2 separate regions of the Homo sapiens genome follow, and region 2 is linked to region 1. Evidence: read pairs that join two places in POLR2A ChIA-PET (ENCODE). Cell type or tissue: Panc1. All regions are shown on one strand. Links, peaks and the distances in the headings refer to the core of each region. The heading gives the core; the rest is flanking DNA.

Region 1 (5,390 bases), core at 59-5,058:
CACATTATACAGCCTGTCTTATCACCTTTCAGAATTCTCCTCTGGTTGTCTCTTGTGTTGTCTCCAAGGATTATAGTTGCACTTAGGGGTGAGGAGCAGGAATAGATGAGTATACACCATTTTGCTTTGACTGGCAGCATGATATTTTTGTCTCTAGCTTTGTTATATATTCAAACTATATAACTACTTCCTTATTGTGTTTTTTAATTCAAGTCATTGGTCAAAATATTGAACAATACAAGGCCAATCACAGAGTCTTACAGAACAGTTTGGAAATGTTTCACTCTATTTTGGTCCTCTTGGGGTATGTCTGGAAATTTATGAACCCATTTGTTTATACCATCACCAAGTTAATCTTTTTCCATATTTTCTCTAAAATAAAATAAAAATTTAATAAAGGAGAAATTTTGCAGGATGCGCTGCTGAAATCACGAGTATGGTATTTTCTTGATAAATAGACTAGTTAACCCTATGAAAAATAAATTCTATTAGTTTTTTATTACACTTTTTTCAGTAGGCTGTAAACATCATTGTTTATCTAAATCACTCCAAGTTCTCTGCTTCATAAGACATTATAGAATTATGACAGAAATAATCAGATCACTGTTCTGAAATTTCCCAAATCCATCTATTTTCCCCTTTTGAAATTTTGGATCAGTACTCTGATTGCACCTTTGAAACTTCTACACTTTGATCCTGAACATTATTAATGACAGTTCTAACATCAGATCTGCAGATTCTTGCTTCCTTTTGGCATGTCATCCTTCTCAGACTGAAGTGAGATGTTAATTTTAAAAAACCAATTCTCTTTATTAATTTTACTTCCTGTCTTGGTATTGAAATTTCCTCTTTAAAAGCTATGTTTATCCTGCCACTCTTCAATTTTCAAAATAATTCTTACTACCTGAACTTTTCATCTATTTATTTACTCAACTTGTGTGACACACTTGATAGGTGACAGGCACTGTGCTAGCCCTAGGGAATATAAAGATTAATCAACTGATAATCTGGTAAGCTTTCCTGTCATCTGTTCATTGTGCCGTTTTCCCTGGGCAATGATCTTGGCCCTCCTTTGTTCACAGTCTGTCTCTGAACATGGCTTGCAAAGCCTTTTCCTTTCTTTAGCTGTTTCTGCAAGCCTCAGCCCTCTGTCCTCTAACCTTTCTGACACTGTTCTTCTAAGTCCAGGCTGTGCTTCTGTTTTCATTCCTGGCTCTGTGCCCCTCCTTCTACCTCTTCTACATGTCTTTTTATATTCCAAGCTTTTGAGAAAGCTTCCTGCACAGTTAAATCAGTTCCTTTAGAAGTCCTTTCTTTTCCATTTGAACAGAGATTGTATAAACTGAAGTTCATTTTTTCTACCACACCCCTTGAGCAATGTTCCCTTTTAAGGCTCATACAAAGGACGAAACTGCTGTATTTTTCCTTTAAGTACTTTTGAAATCTACTTTAAAAAAAAAATCTTAGTTCCATGTCTGGCTTAAGCAAGTATTTATTTTCTTCAAAATGGCAATCTCCACAGTACTTACCTATTTCTCATCATCAATACTTTTCCTTTTTAATCAGAATGAAGTTTACAGAAGCAGCATCTTTATTTCTTCATTTGTTTTTTAAAAGAAAAAAAAAGTCTTAGGTCCTATTTCTTCAGCACAATGAGATTCCCAGATGGCTGAAACTAATGATTTTTAACCTAATAATTTTTCATTTTTTTCTGCTGTTTATAGTAAAAATCATGTTTAATGACAATCTCGATCATTTTCTCTAAATGCCTTTTCTAAACAAAGACATAAAATCTATTCTTCTACCATTTCCCTTCCCTACATATTATAAAATTGCTGCGAATACAAAGAGTCATGTCTTTTCTTCTGGCTCTACTTACTACAACCCAGCTGTCTGCAGAGCTACCCACGGGGTTTATTATTTTTGGCTTAAATGCAAACCTCTAATTATTAGTATAAGCATAAGTTCTCCTTGCTGACAGTTTAAGATAAAGTAAATTGGAAGTGACATAAAAGGGTGTGTGTGTGTGTGTGTGTGTGTGTGTGTGAATGTGTGTCACCAAGATTCTTTCTTGCATCCTGAAAAGTCCCCTCTGGATGACCAACACCAGCAACCATTGTGAGTAACTCCATGCTGTTAAAAAGTGGGCATTCCCATTGATTTGTAAAAGTGACAGATACAGCATGTGATTGTAAATTAGCAATGTGAAGCTAGTCCCAAGGGATCTCCAAGCAGGTTCCCCCTACCTCCCACTCCCCAGTAATTATCTGGCTGCTTCTCAAGTATTTAAACATTTCCTCTGACTTGCTGCAGTGATTCCTATGGGCTTTGTTTTATCTCTTTATTCTCTCATTCTCCTTAATTTACAGTAATTCAAACAAAAAATATATTAAACATAGGAAATTATCTTTGCCTAATTGCTCTTATCTTCACCTTTATTAGCTCTGAGTAATTATTTTCTTTTTGGACACTGTTCATATCATAGTGGTCCTCTGACTTTAGTGTGCATAAAAATCACCCGGGATGGGCCGGGCACGGTGGCTCACGCCTGTAATCCCAGCACTTTGGGAGGCTGAGGCGGGAGGATCACGAGGTCAGGAGATTGAGACCATCCTGGCTAACACGGTGAAACCCTGTCTCTACTTCAAAAAAAATTAGCTGGGTGTGGTGGCGGGCACCTGTAGTCCCAGCTACTCAGGAGGCTGAGGCAGGAGAACAGCGTGAACCCGGGAGCGGAGGTTGCAGTGAGCCAAGGCCACACCACTGCACTCCAGCCTGGGGGACAGAGCAAGACTCCTCTCAAAAATAAATAAATAAAAATAAAAATAAAAATCACCTGGGGTGCTTATTAAAAATGCAGATTTCTAAGCTTCCACCCAGTGATTCTGATTCAGCAGGTCTGGCAAGCAAAGCAGCTGGTGTTTCTGTGTATTTCATGTGATCCCCAGGTGACCATTATGCAAGTGATCTGTGAACTCATTTGAGAAGCATTAGATTCAAATCTTAATCTCTTTTCAAGCTTAAATGATGTGTTTCTATTTTTATCTAGTTTACATTTTTCTTTGAAAACATTTGTAATAGTGATGATTGTCATCTTTAGCTTTGTAACTGTGGTTCAAACCATGTTGAAGCTAGCTCTGCTGAGGCCTGAAACATTCCACAGTGTCATAAGGAGGACACAGCATGTGAGAGGCCCAGAGCAACACTAATCCTAGGCTCTGCGGTTCATCTTCTGCCATTTTATGTCTGTGGTGGGGTCTGTTTGGAATGCATCTCAGCCCACCCTTGATAACAGCAACATTTCACTCTTGAGAGGTTCCTCATTTAAATATTTTAGATTAAATTAGATATTACCTTTACATAGTCATATTTTTGAAAAACAGCTGGTCAATATAAAATATTTAAATACTATTAACTTTATAAGGCAACTAATGCTATAGCACCTTAATCAAAAGCAAAATGCCATTTGATGAAATGGCATGACTTCGAAATGCGTAGAGACAAACTTTGGCCCAGACTAAATGTCAGCAGTAAAATACTTGGTAACGAAATGAGCAAGACCAAAGGTCGGGCTTCCATAAAAATCCTATTCTAGCTCCAACTTCATTTTAAATCACTTCAGATTATGTATAGTAAGTTGACTGTACTTTCAAGTGAGATATCCTTCCTGTCAATTTCAAGCTGGGTATTGCCTGTGAGACACAAATGTTTCTGGACTGGGAAGCTACACTTAGTGTCATTTTCCTCTTTCTCTTCTTTTCAGTTCATAAAAGTCTCCCTTGGTGACTAGATCTCTTTTTAGGAGAAAGTTCTGCAAAATAGCCTGAGATATTTTATAGAATAAATGAGTGACATGTGGTCTCATATGTGCTGGTTTGCCCAGGGAAATTCCAATTTATACCATGCTGTAGATAAACTATAACTGTTAAATATTTTTAGCCCCCATTTTATTCTCCAGCATGCCCAAATTTGGAATATAAATCACATGGCCACTCTACTTATGATCAATACATGGAAGTCTTTTACAGTTTCAAGTACTTCTAGCCTGGCAATGAAATGCTTATTAATTCCAATGGAAAAAGCTAATGATTATATTGTTCAGTCATAGGGCCTGAATAAGGTCAGAATTGTCTCTACCATGTTATAAAAATAATCATATAAAATTTTCAGTGCAGCTTATTATGACAAATGATCAAGTTAGATCATGACATTCTTTTGCTTGGAATCATCTAGGTCAGTACTTCTCCTAACTGAACATGCATGAGAATCACTTGGAGTACTTATTAAAACACAAATGACTGGGTTCTACTTCCAGAAATGTTGGTCTAGGATAGGGCCTGCAAATTTCATATTTCTAATAATTTCTCAGCTGTTACTAACGATGCTGGTCCAGAGACCACACTTTGTGACCCAATGATCTGATGGCTTCCTGCTTCCCTCAGAGGAAATGCCAAAATCGTTTAATGGCCTAAAAACTCTAATGATCTGGCTGACAGCTACATATCTGACCTAAAACCTCTACCCTGCTTACTCCTTTGAAGCCACACTAGCCTTCTTGCTGCCTCAAAAGTAAGCAGGCCCTCTTCTAGCTGCTCCTTCTTCCCAGAGGGATAGCCCTCAAATATATGAATGGTGTACTTCCTCACCACCTTCGAGTCTTTACCCATACTGTCAACAAGGCTTCCTTTCACCACCCGCCTCCAAATTGAAACCTAAATCCCCAGATCTTTTATCCTGCTCAAATCTTCTTCCCCCTACCCCCACAGAAAATATTGGTTTATAATATTCTGACATCATTTACTGTCTGCAATCCCCCACCCCAATATAAGCTCTACAAAGGGATCTTTTCTGCTTTGTTTACTAATGTATTCCGAACACACTGATGAGAGCCTGGTATACAACAGGCATATTATACATGTTTATTAAATGAACAAATGCATCACTACTTTCAGTTCTACCTTTGTACATGAATAAGGCATGTGATCACTAAAAGACTACTATGGAATCATAAGACATTGTGTAAAGGTATGTAAATACATGTATATATTTTTAGGATTAGAATTGAATGTTCAGACTTTTGACTTGCAACTTTGTCATGTACAAACATTTACTCATCGAATTTGTAAAACCTATCATAATGTTGCATCTATGAAATGTTTGTGTTTCTCATTCAGCACTTAAATATTACATCCTTTATTTTAACGCATTCACTAGTGATTCACTTGCTCCTTGCTCTCCATGTACTTGGTCTTCTGCCCCCTCCCATTATGTTTTCAAAAGTCTAACTTTAACTGTTTCTATGGAAACTGTTAGAGATGTACTTCTGTAATGCACATGAAAAAGAGGGAATAGGAAAAAATTGATTCATAAGTGTCCTTTGCATTATGCAC
Region 2 (5,390 bases), core at 323-5,322, 230 kb before region 1:
TCAATATTTGAGCATTCAGGTTGCTCCACTATCTTGACAACATGGTATTACCAGTATTTTAAATGTAGCTATTTTAGAGGGTGTGAAGTGGTATCTTATTGAAGGTTTAATTTTCATTTATCTGACAATAAATAATTTTGAGATTTTTATGTGCTTTATGGCCATTCATATATTTTCTTTTGTGAAAGGTCTGTTCAAGTTTTTCTTTCTTATGTATTTGTCATTTAAGTGAGTTTTAGTAGTTCTTCATATATTCTGAATATAAGTCCTTTATCATTTATATATATATAACAAATATTTCTTCTAGTCTGAGCCTTGTATTTTTATCTTATTAAAGCTGGGTTGTTAGGTTTAATTTTGCTGAAATCAAATTTTTCTTTTTTTTTCTTTCTTTTTTCTTTTGTCTTTTATGGTTGGTGCTTACCATTTTCTTTCTTTCTTTCTTTCTTTTTGAGACAGAAGCTAGCTCTGTTACCCAGGGTGGAATGCGATGGAGCGATCTTGTCTCACTGCAACGTCCGCCTCCGAGGTTCAAACAATTTTTCTGCCTCAGCTTCCCGAGTAACTGGGATTACAGGTGCCCGCCACCTTGCCCAGCTAGTTTTTGTATTTTTAATAGAGACGGGGTTTTATCATGTTGGCCAGGCTGATCTTGAACCTCTGACATCAAGTGATCCACCCTCCTTGGCCTCACAAAGTGCTGGGATTACAGGCGTGAGCCACCGTGCCTGGCCCTATTTTCTCTTTAAGAAACCATTGCCTACCCCAAGGCCATAAGGATATTCTGTTATATTTTCCTCTAGAATTTTAAGACTTTAGCTTTTACATTTAGGTCTATGATTCATCTTTATTTAATTTTTGTGTATTATTTGAGACAGGGGTCAGGATTCATGTTTCTTTCATACATTTATCCAGTTGTTGCAATGCTACTTGCTGAAAAACCTTTTTTTCATATTAAATTCCCTCGATCTTTTGTTGAATAAAAAATAGACCTGTACGTATACACATCTATTTTTGGACTCTGCTGTTTTATTGAACTATATCTCTGTCCTTATTTGTCTGTAACTTTCTTGTTGCTGTACTGTAGCTTTGTAATAAGTCTTGAAGTAAGATAGTGAATGTTCTCCAACTATCTTCCTCTTTTTCAAAGATATTTTAGATTTTTTGCATTTCCCTGTATATTCTAGAATCAGCTTGTCAATTTCTACATAAAGGCCTAGTTAGATTTCTGATTAGACTTGTATCACACGTTAATTTGGGGAGTAATTGACACCTTTTCATCATTGAGTCTTCAAATCCATTAACACAGCATATGTCTTAGCTAGCTTGGGCCGCTACAACAAAATACAATAAACTGGGTGGCTTATAAACTATGAAATTTATTTCTCACAGGTCTGCTGGCAACAGGTTCTTTCAGCTTTTGTTTATCTAAAAATGCCTATTTCATGTTACATTTAAAAAAATGTTTTATTTGGAATACTTTGTACTATTTATTTGTATTTTCTCACATTAGAATGTGAGCAGTAGGAGGTTGGAAGCCTTATCTTGTTTACTTCTCTATTCACTTTACCTGGAATTGTGACTGCCATGCAGTATTGGCCAATTTGTTGGAAGAAAAGAAGGAAGGAAGAAAAAGAAAAAAAGAATGGAAAAATGAGTAGGGAGGAAAAGAAGGAAGAAAGGACAGAAGAAGAGAAGAAGGAAGAAAGAAAGGAAAACGGAAGGCAAGAAAATTAATTGGCATTGCTATTTATGGCCTCTGTGAAAATGTTTGTGTTTGGCAGTTTCTTGAAACATCAGTTGTATTCATCTGGTGTTTGAGTGCCACAAATTAGTTTGCTTAAAATAGCAATAAAAAATATCTGGCAATTGCTGGGCACTGTGGCTTAAGTCTATGTAATCACATTGGGAGACTGAGGCGGGAGGATCCCTTGAGCCCAAGAGCTCAAGACCAGCGTGGGCCACATGGCGAAACTCCAAGTCTACAAAAAATACAAAAATTAGCTGGGCATGGTGGTGCCTGTAGCTCCAGCTATTAGGGAGGCTGAGGTGGGAGAATCACTTGAGCCCAGGAGATGGAGGTTGCAGTGAGCAGAGATGGCGCACTACACTCCAGCCTGGGTACAAAGCAAGACCTGTCTTAAAAAAAAAATTATATATATATGTATACACATATGGCAAAAAAGAGGTAAAGGAAAATGCCAAATATATATAAGCTTTTAAAATTTATAATTCATTTTAAACTACAAAAAGACAATTTATGTCAACTGATCTGTGACAAAGGTGCCAAGGTCACATAATGGAGAAAGCAATCTCAAATAAGTGGTGCCAGGAAAATGGAATATCCACATGTAGAAAAATGAAATTGGGCCTTATCTCACCCCATATACAAAAATCAGCTTAAAAATGGGTTAAAGACTTAAACACAAGACCTGAAAGTATAAAACGACTGGAAGAAAACATAGAGGGAAAGCTTCTTTGACATTGGTCTTGGCAAAATATTTTTTAAAATATGACCTGAAAATATGACCTAAATAGACAAGTGAGATAACATCAAACTAAAAAGCTTGACAGAAACAATCAACAGAGTCAAGAGACAACCTACAGAATGGGAGAAAATATTGCAAATCATACATCTGATTTGGAGTTAAGATCCGAAATATATATGGAACTTAATATAAAAAAAATTAGGAAATGGTCAAATAACCTGCACAGACATTTCTCAAAGGAAGACACAAATGGCTAGCAGGTAATGGAAAAAAAATGCTTAACATCACTAATCAAAAGAGAAACACAAGTTACAACCACAATGAAATATTACCTCACACCTGTAAGAATGGCTTTTGTAAAAGTGTGAAATACAATTTCCTTCTTTTCTCTCCAATTTTCTTTAAAATCTCTTTACTCTCTAAGAGTCACCTTTTTTGAATGTTTATAGCTAGAAATAATCTACCATTAGCACCTTTTCGCTTTATGGTTCTTATCACTCTTTAAAATGATTTAAATATTTGGTTAAGTGATAAAATGTTTCATATTACCCGGATCTAGTCAAATTTTTTAATTGGCTGGGCTGTACATTATTACACTATTTAGATATACCATGACTTAAAACATCTGAGTGATATTTAAGTTATTCCCCATTTTAAAATTATCATGTTTTAATATAATTATGTATCATTATGTTTTTATGTAATTTGTGTTTGTTTTTAATTTGTATTTGTTTCAGGGTCAGGAAAGTTAAGACTTTTTCATATGCTGACTAGCTATTTGTTTCTTTTCTTATAAAGTGCCCTCTTTTGTTCATTGATGTTTCTTGTTGTTTGTTTTTTGTGAGTTTGCTCTCTGTTTTAAAAATCAATTTGTAAAGCTTTTTCTCTAAATTTAGGTAATTAGCTGTGGGTCCTGTGTTTCTTGTTTGTTAAATGCTTTTTCCTTTTGTAATGTTTTAAGCTTTGCTGAAAGAGTGTTTTTTTTTTAGTGTTGTCTAAATTATCAAATTTATGGTTTCTGAATTTTGTGTCTGCTTAGAAAGACCATCTCCACCCTAAGTTATAAATAAATTCAGTCACGTTTTCATCCAGTTCTTTAATGGCTTCATTGTTTACTTTAAATCTTTGCTCCATCTGGAGTTTATTTTTATCTAAGTAGTGATTTGGAGATGTGGTTTTACTTTTTCCAAATGACTATATAGTTATCACAGATTTATTGAAAATTTTATCTTTACCCACACTGGTTTGAAATGCTCTCTTTATGGTAATTTCCGTATGTATTTGGGTGTGTTTCTGGACTTTCTTTTCCATTGATGCTTTTGTGTATTCCTGGCCTATTACTGAAGTGATATGAACTGCAGCTTTACCGTATGTTTTATTATCTGGTACAACTCCTTATTCTTCCTCTTTATAATCCAGCTAGTTTTATATATTTACTTTTCAGGCTACTGTAGTGACAGTTTTATTTTGTAGATTTTAGAGTGTTCTTTTTTTTCCCCAAAAGAAATGATGATTTAACATTGAGCTCTTATTTCTAAGAACAAGATAAATTGCAATTTATTGAAGGCATACAGTATGTCTTTCCATAGATTCTGAAAAATGTTCACCTTGTAATGTCCTACACATTCCATATAAAGTTTGTTTTTATAAAGATCTTTCTGTTTGGGACTGTGATTGAGATCTTTTCTTCCATTATATTTTTAAAGTGGTTATTATTTATATATGAGAGTTTATATTTATTAACTATATAAATATCATAATGTCTTCATTTGTAACAAATTTCTAGTTCATTCTATTTTTTCACATATGCAATTATATTATCTGTAAACAACACTTTATCTTTTATTTTTAAATATTTATAATCTGTTTCAGATTAGTATAATTGTTGGTAGTACTGCTCATCTGGGTCCAAAATCAGATATTGCCAAGTTAGTGAAACGTTCTGATCCTCAGTTTTCTCATCTGTAAAATGCTGAGAAGGGCAGCACTTACCCCAAAGGGATAATATAATGATCCAGTTAGTAAGTGTACAAAGCAATTAGCAAAATGCCGAGAACATAATAAGCATTTACAAATGTTAATCATTGTTTTATTTTTTCTCAAAGTTAATTACAGAGTCTAGTCTTTTATTATCATCATTAAATAATATTAATAGCAATTTTAAATGACTTTTAATGTTGATATGTGGAATGGCCTAATGGTCTATGTGCAGAGTATTGATTATAGTATAGTGAACATAGAGTCTAGATTTTCTAGAGCTACCACAGCGTGCAATTTTATTATTTTAAATAAAGGCAATAAATTATTATGAATCTAGATGGCACTTAATTTTATGTTTCTGTGAGATATAAATATAAGTGAATTCACAAAGTGGAAAAAGAATGATGATAGTAGGAAGCTTTGATTAATATTTCATTCTTTAATGGAAATATTTATTACTTTGTATTTATATCCTAAATATTTATTTACGCTTTATCTTTCCTGATTTTAAAAAAGTAGGCATCATACTTAGTTGACTGATCTGCAGCGTCAGTTGAGAAAATTGACAGAACCTTATATGGCGTGTTGCCCCAAAAAGACATTCAATAAATATTGTTTGAGTAAAGGCACAAATAAATAAATCTAACGATTAAGAAATAAATGGACTCAGAGAGTATATATTTTTTTCCAGATTCCACAGGATGCGAGCATATGCAGTGGAAACATTGTGTTATTCCATCCTCAGAAGAAAAGAGACAGTATTATACTTCGTCTCTTGCTAGTACAGGTAACATTCTTTATTAAGAGAAATATATTTAATCAGGAGTCACTATGTGCAAAAACATTAAGTAGAGGCTTAAAATGTTAAATACTCTTTCATCAAGGAAGGTTTTGTTTTTTTTTTTCCTTAATGCACATGTG

What was found. Peaks named below come from ENCODE experiments on the same cell type or tissue, not always from the same donor. Only the 100,000 strongest peaks of a DNase experiment are listed, where the experiment ranks them.
Region 2: POLR2A ChIA-PET joins it to region 1 with 6 read pairs; 2 of 35 experiments call an interaction of 5 or more read pairs at or near these places.

The regions. Positions count from the first base shown.
Region 1 is chr5:125,548,439-125,553,828 of GRCh38, forward strand. The region is part of intron 3 of LINC02240 (long intergenic non-protein coding RNA 2240); the gene reads left to right. The region is part of intron 8 of LOC124901056 (a long non-coding RNA gene); the gene reads right to left. Among named protein-coding and RNA genes, the nearest start is that of LINC02240, 58 kb to the left of the region's middle. In Panc1, for the core only: no CTCF peak of the experiment used is centred there; no DNase peak of the experiment used is centred there; H3K27ac peaks cover 5,000 bases.
Region 2 is chr5:125,320,192-125,325,581 of GRCh38, forward strand. It overlaps LOC101927421 (a long non-coding RNA gene), which reads left to right. Exons shown (of 6, transcript NR_109882.1): 5 at 5,161-5,256. Among named protein-coding and RNA genes, the nearest start is that of LINC02240, 170 kb to the right of the region's middle. In Panc1, for the core only: no CTCF peak of the experiment used is centred there; no DNase peak of the experiment used is centred there; H3K27ac peaks cover 3,568 bases.